Regions from separate parts of the Homo sapiens genome. Here region 1 is linked to region 2. A link is an interaction called in ENCODE POLR2A ChIA-PET data of the cell type or tissue named here. Cell type or tissue: Panc1. All regions are shown on one strand. Links, peaks and the distances in the headings refer to the core of each region. The heading gives the core; the rest is flanking DNA.

The links. Peaks named below come from ENCODE experiments on the same cell type or tissue, not always from the same donor. Only the 100,000 strongest peaks of a DNase experiment are listed, where the experiment ranks them.
Region 1: POLR2A ChIA-PET joins it to region 2 with 10 read pairs; 2 of 35 experiments call an interaction of 5 or more read pairs at or near these places.

The regions. Positions count from the first base shown.
Region 1 is chr17:4,533,088-4,538,087 of GRCh38, forward strand. SPNS2 (SPNS lysolipid transporter 2, sphingosine-1-phosphate) reads left to right here. Exons shown (of 13, transcript NM_001124758.3): 7 at 1-42; 8 at 156-345; 9 at 701-766; 10 at 2,989-3,087; 11 at 3,176-3,339; 12 at 3,813-3,859; 13 at 4,366-5,000. The coding sequence ends at 3,855. Among named protein-coding and RNA genes, the nearest start is that of MYBBP1A, 20 kb to the right of the region's middle. In Panc1, for the core only: no CTCF peak of the experiment used is centred there; no DNase peak of the experiment used is centred there; H3K27ac peaks cover 557 bases.
Region 2 is chr17:4,151,115-4,158,688 of GRCh38, forward strand. It overlaps CYB5D2 (cytochrome b5 domain containing 2), which reads left to right. Exons shown (of 4, transcript NM_144611.4): 3 at 3,560-3,746; 4 at 5,752-6,583. The coding sequence ends at 5,968. LOC124903898 (a long non-coding RNA gene) reads right to left here and starts at 5,079. Exons shown (of 3, transcript XR_007065581.1): 1 at 4,833-5,079; 2 at 4,176-4,310; 3 at 3,723-3,809. In Panc1, for the core only: no CTCF peak of the experiment used is centred there; no DNase peak of the experiment used is centred there; H3K27ac peaks cover 46 bases.

The sequences.
Region 1 (5,000 bases), core at 1-5,000, 380 kb after region 2:
AGCAGAGACGTGCAACAGCCCGCCCTGTGGGGCCAAGGACAGGTGGGGCCCCGCGGGGTGGGCCCAGGGCTGGTGAGGGACCTCGGACAGGAGAGCCCCTCAGCCTTAGCCCTGAGCCGCCTCAACTCGTGCGCCACCATCCTCTGTCCCCACAGCCTCATCTTTGGGGCCATCACCTGCTTTACGGGATTTCTGGGCGTGGTCACGGGGGCAGGAGCCACGCGCTGGTGCCGCCTGAAGACCCAGCGGGCCGACCCACTGGTGTGTGCCGTGGGCATGCTGGGCTCTGCCATCTTCATCTGCCTGATCTTCGTGGCTGCCAAGAGCAGCATCGTAGGAGCCTATGTGAGTGCAGCGGGGGTCAAGGGTGCTGGGGGAGCTGGGCCTGGGCCGCGGGAGGGTCTGGAACAGGACATTCGGTCTGACTTACTGGATGTTCCCTTCCCTCGGGGAGGCTCCTATTCTCTGGCTGCCCCTGCTCATCCCCAGCCTGGCCACACACAGCCTGTCCAGGGCCTCTGGGTGCCTCAGGGCCGTGGGCATGGCTTGAAGTCTCTGGATAGCCCATGAATGGATGTGGGCCCGGGAGGGGTGTGAGGTTTTGTGGGCTCCCTGCCAGCAGCCAGTGTGTAGGGAACAGAGACTGTGGTTGCTGCGGATGGAGGGACCGCTGATGGTGGCTTTGCCTTCTCCCCGGCAGATCTGTATCTTCGTCGGGGAGACGCTGCTGTTTTCTAACTGGGCCATCACTGCAGACATCCTCATGGTGAGCCAGGCAGGCCGAGGTCACCTTGTGCTGCTGACCCAGGCCTCTTGACCTCACAGGGGTGCCTGGGGAGGGCGGGTGAAGGGGCGGGAGAGCTGGTAGGAAGGCAGGCCTGCCAGGAACGTGAACCCAGAGGCAGGGAGGGGATCAGAGAGTTTGGGGTCTGCCTCTGGCCAGGGCTGGAAAACAGGGTTGGGCAGGCAGACAGAGCACCATGTGGAGACTGAGGGGGAGGGGGCATCTCGAGGCTCAGGTTAGTGGCTGGGAGGCTGGCGGTGCCAGGCTGGCACTGAGGTGGCGCTGCCTGCCCGCCCTCCTCCCCCCGCTGGGTCTGAGCATCCATAGGCTCTGCCCTCTCTACTCAGCCTGGCTCCCAGGCGTGCCTGCGGCTGGGGCTGGGCGGACAGAGGCTGTCTTCACAGGGCCAACAATGGGCTCTAGCCCAGCCAGCTGGGGACAAAGGGCTGTCTTGAGCGGCCAGCAGGGGCTTGTGTCCCTGGGTGGGGATGGGAGCACCCTGGGAGGAGCCAGGAGTGGAGCTAGGAGTTCATGGCCCTCTGGGCGTGGCAGGGGTGAGTGTGACACTTGGTCCTGTGCCCAAGGGTCAGCCTGGCCAGGGTCAGGAGGGGACAGGAGAGAGTGTCTGGGAGGTGTCAGGGCAGGCTCTGGGGCAGAGAGGAAGGACTCGGGTGGATTCTCAGGGTGCCCGGGTTTGGGTGCCCCAGCATGGGACAGCCCGGGAGATGAGTGTGCCAGGCACTGCGGCCCCTGCACTTCGGGAAGCCTGCCTTACCCCACCCTGAGCCTCCGGGCGTATCCGCTTCCCCCTGGGGTGGCTCTGTGTCCTCCCGAGTCCATGGGCTGCGGTGGTGGTGGGGAGGCCTGGCGCAGTTCAGAGCCTCAGCACGGAGCCAGGCGGTGGCAGGGGTGCGCCAGGGTCACTGCACAGGCCCAGAGTGAAGGGAGGAGTCCGTGCAGATTAAGTGCTCTTGGTGCTGGGCAGGACCCCCTCTCCTGCCTCCACCCCCAGGGAGCGCCTGACAGCTGCCGGCAGGGTCAGGGTCCCGGGGAAATCGCGTCCCGGTTTATTAAGTGTAACAGTTTATTCCTGCTGGAAACAGGGCCACTCGTTTCATCAGATTCAGGCCCTTTTCCACCCGCCCCCCACCTCTCCCGCAACGGGGTGCCCCGTGGGTGCTGGTTGCTTGCACACAATGCCCACTAAGGCTGGCACTCCAAAGAGGCGAGGCAGCTGGAGCTCGGGGAACAGGGGCTGCCTGGGCACCCACAGAGCTGGCTGTGCCTGTCCCGCCCCCACCCCAGCCCCTCCTGTCTGACTCTGGCCTGCCCAGCTTTGAAGCCAACCTCCTGTAGGTTGGGGCCTGCTTGGTCTGATGGGGGTCTGGGGCCCAGCAGTGCCGGCATTTGGTGCTGAGGGTGCCCGCGGGTGCGAGCGGAGGCTCTTGCAGGCAGGGGCCTGCCTCACCAGCTCCTGTCCCAGGCCAGTCGAGGCCTGGCTTGGTCCTCAGGGAGGGGAACCAAGATGGGTCTTTAGCTTGATGGGAGGTGAGGACAAATGGCTGTGGCGGGGGTTCAGGTTCCCTCGGGAACATGTGCCTCTCTAGACCTCAGTGTCCCCGTGACCCAGGTCCAAGGGCAGAAGCCAAGGCACCCTGGTCTCAGGAATGGAGCAGGAGCCGCGCTGGAGAGGCAGCAGCATGGCCGTTCCTGATGGCTCGGGTACTCCGAGGCTCGGAGGGCTCTGGGCTAATGGCCTCTAGTGACTGGCGCCTGGGCAACCCCCAAAGTATCATTCCTTAACTGCATGTAGCTGGGAGGGAGGTGAAGATTCCAATTTCAGAGGGGTGTGCTGGGGGCACAGCAGGTTTGAGGCCAATGACGCTTTCAGTATGGGGCAGGTCGCAGTGGTCTGGGTTGGAGGTGTGGAAGCCCCTGGGGTGAGGGTGACTGCAGCTGTGTGTGGGTGGGAGGGGCTCAGGGAGGAGAAGGGTGACTGGCAGGAGAGAAGCAGCCAGGCTGGTGGGGTGGGCAGTAGAGGGGACTGTGGGGAGGAGGGCAGGGCCCAGGGGAGAGAGGTGTCAAGACGTAGGGCAGGAGTGAGTCTGAGGGTGTGGGGGCTTCAGAAGTGCCACGGCCCGGGGCCAGGGCCAAGCGCGTGAGCCTTTCTCCTCTGGCCGCTGACCTGCCCGCCTGTTCCGCAGTACGTGGTCATCCCCACGCGGCGCGCCACTGCCGTGGCCTTGCAGAGCTTCACCTCCCACCTGCTGGGGGACGCCGGGAGCCCCTACCTCATTGGCTTTGTGAGTAGCCCCGGGGTGGGGCTGGCCAGGGCAGGCTGGGGGACTGCAGGAGGGCTCTGCCCTGACATCCACCCCCAAATCCTCGCAGATCTCAGACCTGATCCGCCAGAGCACTAAGGACTCCCCGCTCTGGGAGTTCCTGAGCCTGGGCTACGCGCTCATGCTCTGCCCTTTCGTCGTGGTCCTGGGCGGCATGTTCTTCCTCGCCACTGCGCTCTTCTTCGTCAGCGACCGCGCCAGGGCTGAGCAGCAGTGAGTGGGGGGGAGGGGAGGCCCTGCTGCACCGCCGGGAAGCAGGGACCGTGATAGCCACCGTGAGCCCTGCCCTGGGGTGGGGCGGGGAGGGTACAGACCTCCCATGCACTCAGTGCACCCACTGGTTGCTGGGGTCCAGCCCTGAGGCCCAGTGCCAGGGTCAGCCTGGAGCTGTGGGAGGCCACGGGGGTGTCTGGTGGATCCAGACTTGGGTTTGTCTCTGGACTTAGTGGTTTTCAAAGCTGGGGCCCCTCCCCTTCCTCTTACTTTCTGACTTCTTTCTCCTTTCCTCTTTACTCCTCTCTCTCTCCTCTCCCCACCCCTGGGCTCTCCCATCTCCCCCTGGGGCTGACGAGGTCCCTGCCCAGCACCTCCGGTCAGCTGGCCCCCACGACACGATGTGCCAGAGCAGTGCCCGGGCCCGGCCCCCGCTGATGCACCACCCTGACCCCCGCCCGTCTCTCCCCCAGGGTGAACCAGCTGGCGATGCCGCCCGCATCTGTGAAAGTCTGAGGTGGTGAGTGCAGGCCGGGAGGCACGTGGGGGCTCCCTAAGGAAAGGGGAAGGCCAGGGTTAGGCAACAGGGAGCACTTTTCCTCCAGAGTCACCTCCTACCCCAGCACATCCCACCAACTCTGGGCTTTGTCTCTGAAGATGTTGCCAGAATTTACTGATGGAGCCATGGGTGGGACAGCAGGCTGCTCCTTCCAGTAAATTAGCTCCCCTTTCCTTCCTTTCAAGGGCTGGGTGGGGCCTCGCATAGATCAGGGCCAGGACTGGCCAGGAACTCCTCACTCTGTCCGGACTTCTGTTCTCCCAAATCCTCCTGGATGTACCAGGGCCTGACTCCTTGGCCCTTCCCTCTGGGAGTTATAGCTTCCCAGCAGCACGAGACCCAGGGTCACAGCTGCAGGTCCAGGAGAAGGCTTGCGTCTCCAAACAGCAAGAAAAGGGAAGGAGGGAGGGCAGCCTTGGCACAGGCCCCACTAAGCCCCACTGCTGACCTGACACCCCTTTCCCCAGGTGCCATTGGGACAATGAAGAACCCACACTCCCACCTCGTCTGGGAGGTGTCCTACAGCGTCCGGGACCGGCTGGGCTGCCCCAAAGCTTTCTGTGTGATCCACGGCTAGGCACCCACCCTCTCTGGCCCAGGCCTGCTGAGTGGCCCTGGCATCAAGAAGAGGCTGTGTCCTCAGTTACCCTGGAAGGATGTGTGTGTTGGAGCCACACGGTTGGACAGGTTCCCAGCCCTAGGTTTGGGCCGCAGGGCCCCTGGGGCCAAGGAAGAAGACAGCCCCAAGTGGGTGTCCGGGGAGAGCCTGGCCTGCCACCAGCTTATGTGATCTTGGGCAAGTCCCTGCCCTCCCTGGAACGAAGGGCCAGGGGGCTGGACTTTCCCACACAACTTGCTGGGCAAAGCACGATCTGCAGCTTTGAAGACTCAACAGACCCTGGACCATACGGAGAGCAGGTGGCCCAGGCCTCAGGGCGGCAGTCCCGGCTTTGAGGCTCACGCGAGGGCCTGGTATGCAGGGACCACTGCTCAGCTGGGCCTCGGACCTTGGGGATATTGGACGCAACCTGGCAAATGAAGCTGGGCGCCCAAGTCTCTGGGTACTCCCTGGAGGACACTGTCTCACTGTCTCGGGTTGGCT
Region 2 (7,574 bases), core at 1,440-6,439:
TTATTAACACCTCAGCTCCCTCCACATCCAATCAATCATGGCTTTTTCATAATATCTAAAGTTTGTGTCCATCCATTGTGGGCCTCTGCAGCACGCCTTTCTTCATTTTCTCTCGTATGCCCAAGATCAGTCTTGAGACCATAACCCTGTCTACCATCGAAGGCACTGACCTCTACTCACCTGCGCTTCAGAGGGCTGGGTTCTTCCCTTTCCCAATGAAGTTGCCAAACCAAGGTTGAAACATTACTGGGTTAATAAAGAAAAGAAAACCCAATAGAAAAGAATAAGAGCCAGGAGTGGTCTCTCACACCTGTAATCCTAACACTTTGGGAGGCCGAGGTGGGCGGATCACCACCTGAGGTCAGGAGTTCAAGACCAGCCTGGCCAACATGGTGAAACCCTGTCTCTATTAAAATACAAAAATTAGCCGGGCATGATGGCAGGTGCCTGTAATCCCAGCTACTCAGGAGGCTGAGACGGGAGAATTGCTTAAACCTGGAAGACGGAGGTTGCAGTGAGCCAAGATCGCACCACTACACTCCAGCCTGGGTGGCTGAGTGAGACTCTGTCTCAAAAAAAAAGAAAAAAAAGAAAAAGAATAAGAATGGAGTCCAGACCGGTGGCTCATGCCTGTAATCCCAGCACTTTGGGAGGCTGAGGTGGTCGGATCAGTTGAGGTCAGGAGTTCAAGACCAGCCTGACCAACATGGCAAAACCATGTCTCTACTATAAATACAAAAAATTAGCTGGGTGTGGTGGGACACACCTGTAATCCCAGCTACTCAGGAGGCTGAAGCATGAGAATCACTTGAACCTGGAAGGCAGAGGTTGCGATAAGCCGAGATCACATCACTGCATTCCAGCCTGGGCAACGGAGTGAGACCCTGTCTCAAAAAAAAAAAAAAAAGAACAGAGTCCTGTAAATGGGCAAAGAATGCCAGGCCAAATACTTCATACTAAGATTTGGGAGCACACTGGAAGTGTTCGGATGCGTTTGGTGTGACAAGTGAGCTGGTCTTGTTTGAATGATGTATAATGTGTTGAGGATGGGGTGGGGCATGTGGCGGGAAATGCCTCAGAAGGATTTTAGTTGATGTCAGGATCTTATTGAATACCTACTACTCATAAGTTACGGGTTCCATCCTCAGGGGGACCAGGGATGAATTGAGTCCAGTTCCTGCCCCTGTTAGCTCATTCTGTAGGATAGGGGCCATGTTAGGCTCTTTCAGGTTACCAGAAACCCTCAGGATACATCAGTGGATGAAGGTTTATTGTAAGGGTACATACTGAAGTGAGGACAGCCAGGAAGCCATCTTGGCAGCCAACATGGCCAGGCCTCAAGGGAAAACAAGATGGCCTTGGTTATGCTGTGGATACAGGATTGGCTTGGAGATGCAGCCACTGGTGATCACCATTCTCATGACACAGATTCTAGAACTCTTCCTCTGTTGCCTCTGCTACTACTGTCCTCTCTTTGGGTCTCATGTCAGAAACTCACCAAAGACAGGCTTGTCACCATATAACACAGACACCCCAACCCCCGTAGTGGGAAATTCTGTGCCAGGCCAACTCATAGACTGCAGGCCTGTGACTCGGGCCCTGATTCCTTTCTTTATTCATCTAATAAGTATTTAAAATGAATGCTCTATGCTAAGCTGTTTTATTTATTTATATATTTTTTCAGATGGAGTCTTGCTTTGTCACCCAGGCTGGAGTGCAGTGGCACGACTGCAGCTCACTGCAACCTCCAACTTCTAGGTTCAAGCAGTTCTCCTGCCTCAGCCTCCTGGGTAGCTGGGATTACAGGCATGCACCACCACGCCCAGCAAATTTTTGTATTTTTAGTAGAGACAGGGTTTCACCATGTTGGCCTGGCTGGTCTCGAACCCCTGACCTCAAGTGATCTGCCCGCCTCAGCCTCCCAAAGTGCTGGGATTACAGGTGTGAGCCGCTGCGCCTGGCGCTAAGCTGTTCTGAGTACTGCGCCTCACTAGTAGAGAGAGCCATCATAGACAAGTAAACAGATTGAACAACTCCACATAGGACCATGCATCAAACTGTGATGTAATACGTTTGGGAGCTTTGGCTCCTTTAGAGCACATGCTCAGGAGTGGCTTCTTGGAGAAAATGACCGTTAAGCTGAGACCGGCAGGTGAGTGGGAGGCAGCCACACCGAGACCTGAGGAGAGTGTGCTGGGTCAGGGAAGAGCGGTGCGAAGGTGGGGAGTGGGGAAGCACAGCCAAGACACAGAAAGGAAGCCAGTGTGCTGGAGCCCCCCGTGAACGAGGGGGGACGTAGCTTGTAAGAGGCTGAAGAAGCAAATCAGTTAAATGGTTACAGGGCCTTAGAGGCCTTGATAAGAAATTTGCATTTTTGTCTGCTTTAAGAAGCCATTGAAGGGTTTTAATCAGGCATCGGAGAGCCATGGTAGGATTCATGTTTTTAAAAGATCCCCTAGTTGTTTTATGGACAGAGAACTCTAGGAGGGCATGAGCTGACCAGAGAGCAGTTAGGAGGCCACTGCCACAGTCCGTGGTTTGGAGGAGGGTGATGGCAGTGGGAATGGAAAGGAGTGAACAGAATCAGGATCTGTTCAGAGGTAGGACTGACGAGGTTTTCTGATGGATCCGATCAGACAGCAAGGAAGGGAGTATGATGTGGATGTAGAGGAGGAGGAGTCAGGCTCCTAATGCAGGTCACAGGCTAGAGGCAACACGGATTTGGGAAAGTCAGGGAGGGCGTTGGACTTGGGAGACGAGCTGAATCTCAGATGCGCTGAACATACGCGCCACTAGAATCGAAGGTAAAGCTAGTTCTTAGGGGTTGCTCCCTCTTCGGTCGCACCTCCCTCAAGTGCTTCCTTTCTGCTTCTCTTGCCTTGTGGCAGGTGCTGCCTCTGAAGGGCATTTGCACCTCAGGACTGGGCTACATTAGGACCCTGGGCTGAGAGAACTGACCTGTTTTTCCTTCTGGCCTATAGGCTGGTGGACCACTTGCTGGCTGCTGCCATAGCTTAGACTTTTACAAATTCTGACAGGCATTTTAAAGCCGGGCACAGTGTGACTTACACCTGTACCCCCATCTACTCAACAAGCTGAGGTGGGAGGATTGCTTGAGCCCAGAAGTTCAAGACTAGCCTGGTCAACAGAGTGAGACCCCATCTCTATTATAATAAACATTTAAAAAATGTTAGCCAATAAGCCATTCATTCATCAAACATTAATTGAATACCCAGCGTGTGCTCCAAGCACATGGAAGCATGGAGAAATGAATCACACATGGCTGTGCCCTCAGGGAAGCCTTGTCTGGAAGTGAGAGAGGTTTGATGGTTTCTGTGCTGAAGGGCTCTGCAGCTAGAAGAGGGATGCAGCTGTGTGGGGGCTTGTAGGGTGCTAAGAGGTTGGTGTGCAAGGCACCAGGAGTGCCTGCAGTAGAAGTTCTTATTAAACGCGCACCAGCAGGACTGAAGTCAGAAACCCTGGGAACTTGTGCCTTCCCACACCTGCCTCAGCAGCTGAGTATTCACTCTCACTCACATCTGCCTTCCTGTCATCACAGGGAGGGTGACAGGACGGTTCTACGGAGAGGATGGGCTGCCCACCCCGGCACTGACCCAGGTAGAAGCTGCGATCACCAGAGGCTTGGAGGCCAACAAACTACAGCTGCAAGAGAAGCAGACATTCCCGCCGTGCAACGCGGAGTGGAGCTCAGCCAGGGGCAGCCGGCTCTGGTGCTCCCAGAAGAGGTAAGCAGGCTCCCCTTCTTCTCCTTTCTGCCTGTCCCAAATCCAACTCCTAGGCCATCCTGCCTGCAGTATTCAGTGAATTCAGGAATTGATTGTTAACCCTGGGGAGCTTTTTCAAAATACTGATAATAATTCTCAACTTTGGCTGCATATTAGATCTTCTGGGGAATTGCCGAAATTACGGATGGTCAGACCTCACTCCACTCAACTGAATGGGTTGAGACTTGGACTTGAGGCCTGGGCATCTTTTTATTTTTTCCGAATTCTCCAAAGATCCTGCTGACACAACCTTGACCCGGGAATGAGAAGGCACAAGCAGGATTTCTTGCTTTCTTTGGCCTGCTCAGCCACCCACGGGCTTTGGTTTCCTGTTTGACAGCACAAATCATGCCTATCTATAGGAGAGGGACGAGGAGGTGGGGAGGGTACCTGCAGTGATGGCTTCAACTGCTGTCTTAAAAACAGGTGAGGCGGGCATGGTGGCTTGTGGGCCACACCTGTGGTCCTGGCTACTTGGGAGACTGAGGCAGGCAGGTCGCTTGAGCTCAGGAGTTGGAGTCCAGCCTGGGCAACATAACAAAAAAACAGTAACAAACAAAAAAAACCACTGCAAATTCGGAGTTCTCAGCCTTAAATGAGCGGAGCAAGGGCAAAGGTAGCAGGAAGGAAAGCTCCTTCTTTCCTGGCCGCTAGCTTTGAAGAGACAGCTTCTCCAGTGTCATCTCAAGAAAGAGGGGACTGTGAGAACCTGGCCTGCTCACTTTATGGAGAGAAGCTAAGATAGGCGTGGGCCTTCCTGTGACACAGGCCTGAATGCAGGTAGCCTCAGAGAGCACTGGTCTCTGAGACTCCAGGAGGAGGAGACTCCAGGAGGCCTGCGTGCGTTCAGATGCTTGACTTTGCTTCCTTGGGCCCTGCCTCCTTTTCCCTCCCCACAGCCTTCCCCTGTGTCTCCTGAACCTCTTCTTGCTTTCATGACTGAGTAGTTCAGGCTCTGCCTTCCCCACAAAACCCTTCCAGGGCCACCCTAGTGAACTGCGGGGCCCTATCCCTGTGCCTCAGCTCAGTTTGTTGTCTTCTGTTCACCTGTGTGTGTCCCATTAGACTGAGAGGAACAAGTGCCGAAGGCAGGGACAAGGTGTGGAGTACAGATCCCCAATGATGGGATGGAGGCTGGGTAGAAGAGGGAGGCGTTTGGGTGACAGCCTTGTTCTTGGTAAGCTAGAAGTAGGATGTTTTCTCGCTGGGGGCAGTTTCTCTGACAGCAGGCACCGGAAGCTGTCTGAGGCGTCAGTTCCAAGAACCTCAGTTTCTTTCTTGCAAGGCCTCTGAGTCCATCAGAGACTGAGCCCAGTGCCCTGAGGTGGGCAAGGCCCCTGCCCAAGATAGGAGGGTGCTCAGGTTGTTGGGCCACAGCTGAATCCTCCGTGTCTGAAGCCTAGTGCCATCAAGGACTGGACCTGTGGGGCACAGGACAGCTTGCAGCTACACTCTATGCCAAGGGCTTCCCAGAGAAGGCCGACCCAGGTGGCCAAGGGCCAGGGCCCAATTGCCCACCCCCAGCCAAGTGCCCCAGAGAAGAAGGTGAAGACCCTGACCTGCGCTGGGTTGTAGTGGGGAAGGAAGAGGACAGTCGCACCCAGACACTGCTTCTGAGAAGCTCACAGGCCAGCAGGGGAAGCCCTTTCACAGCTGTTGCCACCAGTGCAGGAACGTGGTGCTGCCTCCTAAGAAGGGGCAGGGCAGGGGCTGGGGAGCACAGTGAAAGGAACCATGGACTGTGCCCTTGGCCTGGGGAAGGTGGTGGTGGCCCTGCAGGGGAAGCTGGAGGATGTTAGGAGAGAGCATGAAGGCTCAGGGGCTGAGCGCTGTAGCCTGCTGCCTTGGGAAACACTCTGGTAGGCTTCTACTTTTCAGAAGGCCTGGCTCTCTGCTTCCTGCTCTCCCCTTCCCAGAGACTCATGAGTTCTCACATTTAAGAAGTCCTCTTTCCGTCTATCCTTAGTGGAGGTGTGAGCAGAGACTGGATTGGCGTCCCCAGGAAGCTGTATAAGCCAGGTGCTAAGGAGCCCCGCTGCGTGTGTGTGAGAACCACCGGCCCCCCTAGTGGCCAGATGCCGGACAACCCTCCACACAGAAATCGTGGGGACCTGGACCACCCAAACTTGGCAGAGTACACAGGCTGCCCACCGCTAGCCATCACATGCTCCTTTCCACTCTAAGCCGTAGCCTCTTCTGTTAATAACACACAGAGAGCTCTGCCAAGCACCTGAGTAGGCCCTTGACACTTGTGTGCCCTGGGATGCCTCCTGGCGCGAATCAGGAGGGTCTGGAAGGACTCTGGCTATATTCTGCAAATGTGGCTCATGCCCCTTACCGTGGCTCGGCGTTGTGGTGCCTGAGGGACAGCCGGCCACCTGCCCAGTACTGGTCAGCTTTTCAACACTATTCCCTTTGACCTACTGGCCATCTTCCTCACAGCCCTCAGATATCAACGGGCACAAATAAGACCAACTCAATTTCCACTTGAATTTACAACCAAAAGCCTGCTGAGTTGATTACAGCTGGGCCAATACAGTACGAGGCAATAACAAATTAGTGTGGGTTGATTCTGGAATTGGAAAAGCTTTTGCTTGTATGGATACAGCAAATCCAGATGTCTCTGAACAAAGCAACAATTTAAAGCAACGACATTTTCTGTCCTTTAAGCACTTAAAATCAGGTGTGGTGTGTTTTCAAAGGCAGAAGTCTGCATTTTGAGCAAAAGGTGGCTTCCCAGCTCTAACAAGGTAACTGGTTAGCATGACATTAAAGCTTGGGCAAGGCTTCAAACTTAAGGTGGCTGGGCTTGCTGCTTGTCCAGTGGTTTGTATGTCCAGCGTCATCTGGCAATGTCATACCTGTTACCTCTTGACTACTTGTGAAGGTAGATGGGGGCAAGGAGTGTTCCTACTTCAGACAGAGAAGTGGGACCAGCACTACCACAGACAGCGCCACGGCCTCTGTGCATCGCCTCATCAGAGCTTCCACCCAGCTCCCTTTGCCGCTCAGTCTCACCCTCAACATCCACCAGCTTCCTCCCTCTCTGTCACTGTCTCCTTTTTCTCCATCATTCATTTCACTAAATCGCTTTCCAGATTCACAGACTAGAAAATGGAGGCTGCCTCCCCTTCACTGGCAGACCCGTACTCACTGCCCCTGTCCCCTTCACTGGCAGACCCGTGCTCACTGCCCCTGTCCCCTCACTGGCAGACCCGTGCTCACTGCCCCTGTCCCCTCACTGGCAGACCCGGGCTTATTGCCCCTATGGCCACAGCTGTTCCTTACACTTGGGCTCTGGCTCATGGCTCCTTTTGCCTGCCCCCGCCATCCTCCTCACCTGCCCCTCTTGTACCTTTAACCTCTCCCCGTCTCCTGGATCTTCCCCCAGGTATGCATCAAACAGCTCACTTCTCTCACATCATAAACATTCCCTCAACTCCAGTTTTGGCTTATACTCACTAGCTTTGCTTTTCAGCTCCATTTGCTCTAAAAATCAGGAGAAATTCTGCATTGGCACATTCCGTGGTCACATCCAGTTCTTACCTAGGCTTTGTCACTCTGGATACTGTGGACCGTGGGGTCCTCCATGAAACCCTCGCTGGGCTTTATCCTGCTTCCCTTTTTGCCTCTGCCCATTCCTTCTTAATTGCCTTGAGAACCCCGTTTTGCCTCCACAAACCCCTTCCCATTGGCTCCTCTCACTCCAAATCCGACAGTTACTTAGACCGTCAAACCTGCACGTCTACTCCAGGCAGCTTTGCAGAGCATTTCACCTTCCCCTCCCAT